Regions from separate parts of the Homo sapiens genome. Here region 1 is linked to region 2. Evidence: chromatin loops called from intact Hi-C (ENCODE). Cell type or tissue: HepG2. All regions are shown on one strand. Links, peaks and the distances in the headings refer to the core of each region. The heading gives the core; the rest is flanking DNA.

What was found. Hi-C counts contacts between places; a loop is a spot of excess contacts. Peaks named below come from ENCODE experiments on the same cell type or tissue, not always from the same donor. Only the 100,000 strongest peaks of a DNase experiment are listed, where the experiment ranks them.
Region 1: it touches region 2 in a loop (6-fold over the local background); 23 of 110 quality-filtered maps call a loop at or near these places.

Annotation. Positions count from the first base shown.
Region 1 is chr4:83,053,667-83,056,592 of GRCh38, reverse strand. The region is part of intron 4 of COPS4 (COP9 signalosome subunit 4); the gene reads right to left. Among named protein-coding and RNA genes, the nearest start is that of COPS4, 20 kb to the right of the region's middle. In HepG2, for the core only: a CTCF peak has its summit at 1,435 (motif pointing left); no DNase peak of the experiment used is centred there.
Region 2 is chr4:83,259,396-83,262,321 of GRCh38, reverse strand. No RefSeq gene overlaps it. Among named protein-coding and RNA genes, the nearest start is that of COQ2, 24 kb to the left of the region's middle. In HepG2, for the core only: a CTCF peak has its summit at 1,583 (motif pointing right); a DNase peak (open chromatin) is centred at 1,591.

The DNA of each region.
Region 1 (2,926 bases), core at 300-2,799, 210 kb after region 2:
TCTCCTGACCTCATGATCCACCCGCCTCGGCCTCCCAAAGTGCTGGGATTACAGGCGTGAGCCACTGCCCCCGGCCGGGAATCAAACTTTTTACTGCATTACACAAAAACTAAAAAGTTTTATTGAATTTTTATTATCATTAATCACATTATATCTTAGCTGCTTTTAATCCTCAGATAATCTCACAAGCTAAAGATCTTAAAAGAACAACTGCCCAGTTTAGGGGTATATCATATATGACTAGTGGGACAACCTTCCTAGAAAATAACTGGGAAATATGCTCTCCAACCATCCTTTGAATCCTTTAAAATGCATATACCCTTAACCCACTATACATTTACCTTTAGAAAATAAATCCTAAGGCCGGGCGTGGTGGCTCATGCCTGTATTTCCAGCAATTTGGGATGCCTAGGCAGGTGGATCACCTGAGGTCAGGAGTTCAAGACCACCCTGACCAACATGGTAAAACCCTGTCTCTACTAAAAATACAAAAAATTAGCCGGGCATGGTTGGCACCACACTTGTAATCCCAGCTACTCGGGAGGCTGAGACAGGAGAATTGCTTGAACCCAGGAGGCACAGGTTGCAGTGAGCCAAGATCGTGACATTGCACTCCGGCCTGGGTGACAGAGTGAGACTTCGTCTCAAAAAAAAAAAAAAGAAAAAGAAAAAAAAGAAAAGAAAAGAAATCCTAAAAAGAGAGCCAGGTATGTGCACACATATTCATCTAAAAGGATATTCATTTGTAAAATTATTTATTTATAAATATCTATGCTAGGAAAAAAATTGGAAATCACCCATTATGATATTATTGGTGATCAAGTTGTGGTGCATAAAAATGGTAGAATACAAGACTGGGCGCGGTGGCTCACACCTGTAATCCCAGCACTTTGGGAGCCCGAGGCGGGCAGATCACGAGGTCAGGAGTTCAAGGCCAGCCTGACCAATATGGTGAAACCCTGTCTCTACTAAAATAAAAAAATTAGCCAGGCATAGAGGCACATGCCTGCAGTCCCAGCTACTAGGGAGGCTGAGGCAGGAGAATAGCTTGAACCCGGGAGGTGGAGGTTGCAGTAAGCCGAGATCATGCCACTGCACTCCAGCCTGGGCAACAGAGTGAGACTCCATCTCAAAAAAAAAAAAAAGGTAGAATACTGTATAGTTATAATCTAGTCACCACGTATTTTTCCTAAATGAAAAAACTGGATAAAACAGTATGTAAAACACTATTAAAATATATTTCTATACACATATATCAAAATACTAATAGCAATTATCTGTGGGTAGTCAGATTATAGGTGGCTTTCATTTTCTTCTTCATCTCAGTGGTCACATTTTATGCCAGGAGTGCATAACTAAAGACCTCACATAACTCAAAACTCACATGAAACAAGATTAATCCTAACAGAAAAATTAATCCTATTTACCTGCAAAAGTGGTGCCACCATGTGGCAAGAACACAGAGTTTATAATTCACTTGGCCCCAGCTTTGAAAATAATTCTATACTTTATTGATTTGGGGGCAAAGGAGAATGGGAGGAGAAATTTATGCAAATTTATTCCTTGCATATATTAATATTCTGTACTTTTTTCCATTCACAATTCAAATTTACATTGCTTGCTATGCATAGCACTATACTGTTGAATTTTCCAATTTTTTGCCAAGTGTAACTATTATATCGATTACTTTCATAATCAGAATGAATCATTTTTTGAAAGAAAAAGTTCCCATTTATCCAAAGTCTACATTTAGTCACTTTAACTCGTTTAGAAAACCAATGACATTTTTATCTCTTTGGTTTCCTCACAGATGAGGATAACACTATAGTACTATAAAATGATAATTATGACCACTGCAAAAAACAGTATCTAATTTTATATTTGTTTCAGCTACCACTGAAAATAAATCAATTGCCCTGTGCTAGGGAAAAAATGCTAGGTAAAGAATAAGACCAAAGCAATCAAGAAAGCCCAGCTTTTTCAAACTACCAAATTATCAAGGGACCTTGAAATGCAAAATTCAACATCTACATATGAAGGCTTTTTTACAAACTGGCCGCTTTTTCAAGGAGCATCATTGCCAAGTAATTTCATAAATAATGCACAAAAAAGGCAAGATGTCTGAAGCAGTGTCTGCCTCACTATTGCAAATATTAATGAAGAACAAAAAAAGAATCCCCCGTTCACCTGGCAAACGAGTAGAAAAGCAGATGAAGTTATTTTTTGTTTTGTTTTGTTTTGTTTTGTTTTTGAGATGGAGTCTCGCTCTGTCACCCTGGCTGGAGTGCAGTGGTGTGATCTTGGCTCACTGCAAGCTCCGCCTCCCAGGTTCACACCATTCTCCTGCCTCAGCCTCCCAAGTAGCTGGGACTACAGGCGCCTGCCACCACACCTGGCTAATTTTTTATATTTTTAGTAGAGACGTGGTTTCACCATGTTAGCCAGGATGGTCTTGATCTCCTGACCTTGTGATCCGCCTGCCTCAGCCTCCCAAAGTGCTGGGATTACAGGTGTGAGCCACCGCGCCTGGCCAAAGATATTTTTAAGTCCTTCACAGTTGGTACCGTTTTATACTTGCCAACTGGAAGAGGAAGTGTTTTCAATACAATAAGCAATAGTCTCATACCTTTCATCCTTCTCGTGCAATATACTTAGGAGAAATGTTTCATAAAGAACTATAAATTTTAAAAAACATATACATCAAGAGGTAAGATTGGTTGAGTAAGAGTTATAAACCATCTTTTTTTTTTTTTGAGACAGAGTCTTACTCTGTCACCCAGGCTGGAGTGCAGTGGTGCAATCTCGGCTCACTGCAACCTCCACATCCCGGGTTCAAATGATTCTTGTGCTTCAGCCTCCCCAGTAGCTGGGATTACAGGCACATGAGACCACACCGGCTAATTTTTGTATTTTTAGTAGAAACAAG
Region 2 (2,926 bases), core at 253-2,752:
TTTGGAAAAGAAAAAACGATGAAGTAGATTATTAGTCTCTAGAATCACAGACTTAAGACAACTCGAGTTGGAAAGACACACAGCAGTCATCCATCTAGATCAGGAGTGTCAGTCCCTAGGAGAGTTGAAATGAGCATTGCCAGGAGTTTGTGATAGTTGAAATGACCAGCATTGCCGTGGGAATTTATTCAGTGAGGAGGGCCCTTGCCCTACTCTTCTGCTTCAAAGTCACTGTGAGTTTTTCAATAGAAATCATGTGAAAGAACTTTTTAAACTGTGGACAATTATCTACCACAATTTCATGATGGGGGTGGAGATAGGATGGGAGCTACAGGGTCTAAAAAGTAAATGAATACAACTATTCCAGCTCTAACTGACCTGTCCTCTGAATTCCCAGAGCACTTGGTGGGTGCCAGTGGAGCAGGAGCTGTGAATGCCAGTCACAGCCACAGCTTGCCAGGGTTGGAATCTGCTTTAACACCTATCAGTTGGGTGATCTTGGGCAAGTTCCCTGACCTCTCTGTGGCTCACTCGGGGATAATCATAATACCTTTCTCATGCATTTCAAAATTTTCTGTCTTCCCCTGCGAATGGAGATTTCATGGTAAGTGGGACCTTGTTTGTCTTATTCATTGAAATATCCCCAATATACCATATCACAAGGGCTGCCTCTCCCTCTTCCCGGATTTCTTTGCTAAATTGTTTAATGCCTCTACCTGATTTTTATAATCTGGCCTCACCCTAATGTTTCCTCCAACTGAAAGTACACCCTCCACCCTCTGGGTGCCAGTGGAGCAGGAACTAAGAACGCTATCATGACGACAGCTTGCCAGGGTTGGAATCTGCTGTAACACCTGCCTACCAGTTGGTTGCTCTTGGGAAAGTTCCCTGACCTCTCGGTGGCTCAAATACTCAAATAGGTATAATCCTAATACCTTTCTCATGGATTTAAAAATTCTCTGTCTTCCCTTGCGAGAATGGAGATTTCATGATCAGTGGGACCTTGTTTGTCTTATTCATTGAAATGTCCCCAGTATACCACACTGTAAGCACTCAGTAAACATTTGTAATTTTTGTACATCGGGTGAACTAACATTAGAGTTACTTGTCAGACCTGGTGTTAGGTGCAACCATTAGAAATTATTAATGCTGGCCAGTCACGGTGGCTCACACCTGTAATCCTAGCACTTTGGGAGGCCGAGGCGGGCGGATCACGAGGTCAGGAGATCGAGACCATCCTGGCTAACACTGCGAAACCCCGTCTCTACTAAAAATACAAAAAAATAGCCAGGCATGGTGGCGGGCGCCTGTAGTCCCAGCTACTTGGGAGTCTGAGGCAGGAGAATGGCGTGAACCTGGGAGGTGGAGCTTGCAGTGAGCTGAGATCGCGCCACTGAACTCCAGCCTGGGTGACAGACCAAGACGCTGTCTCAAAAAAAAAAAAAGAAAAAGAAATTATTAATGCTGTTCAACAACATAAAAAGTTGACTATGTGAGGTAACGTTACAAAAACATTTTCATGTACATATCATCAAAACTATATAAGAATATAAGTAATGCTGCTGTCTGCCCACCAGGTGGCCTTGCTCTGTAGGAGCAGTCACAACTCTTAACAACACTGGAGCGTAACACTGCCTTTTCGATAAAGCTGTTTTATTCTATCTCTGGCTTGCCCTTTGCCCTTCTTTCCTGGGCAAAGCCAAGAACCCTCGTGGACTAAGCTCCACTTTGGGGCTCATTTGCCCTGTATCAATGGTAACACCTATTTCTTAGGGTTAATGTATAATTTAGAGACTATGCAACACATTTAATATAGGTGCTGGCATACAGTAACTAATTTTTAACTTTAGAAATTAATCAGGCCAGGAATGGTGGCTCATGCCTGTAATCCCAGCACTTTGGGAGGCCAAGGCAGGTGGATCACTTGAGGTCAGGAGTTCGAGACCAGCCTGGCCAACATGGTGAAACCCCATCTCTACTAAAAATACAAAAAAAATTAGCCAGGCTTGGTAGCACACACCTATAATCAATCCCAGCTACTCAGGAGGGTGAGGGAGGCATGAGAATTGCTTGAACCTGGGAGGCAGAGGTTATACTATACTTCTTTTGTAAAATCTACTTTTTTCACTTAATATTTTCCCATGTCATTAATGCTTCTTTCAATATATTGATGTTTTTTGGCTGCATGGGTTTTTATCATATGTATGTACTGCAATTTAATTAATCCTATCATGGATTTTAATATTTACATTTTTTCCTTCTCACAAGCAGTACGGCCATGAATAGATTTGTATCATTGGGCATATCTGTGAATATTTCTGTAGGAAAAATCCTAGAAGCAGAATGTCTTTGTATGTGCATGTACATTTCCAGGGATTGGAGGGTAGGTATGGAGGGTGGAGTATGGTGGTAGGCACATTTTAAAGGATTTGGATTCATTTTCTCAAATTACCCTACAGAAAGCTACACATTGCTAATAGCAGTGCATGAGAGCCTCTTTCTCAGACCTTGGCCAATATGAAAGGATACTATTTTTAAAACTTTGACACATAGGCAAGAACAATATGTGGTTTCACTCACAACTCTGTGATTACTAAAGTAGTTGATCTTTTTCAAAGTGTTTATAGAGCATTTTTATTTCTTCTGTGTGAGTTGCCTTCATGTCTTTGCCCATTTGGTTATTGTTGTTGTTGATGTACGCTGCCTCATTCATTGATTATATCCCCAAGATCTGATATCTGACAGACTTGTGCTCTCATTTTACAAGATTATCGTGTTATTAATTGTGATGGGATTTTGGATTTCATGCTTTATACTGAACTATCTCTTCCATGGAGAAGGTAACATTTAACATTTTTATAGTTGTTCCAATTAATATGTATTATTCAGACAGTCCAAACATTTGTTGAACATCTGTGTGCAGGCA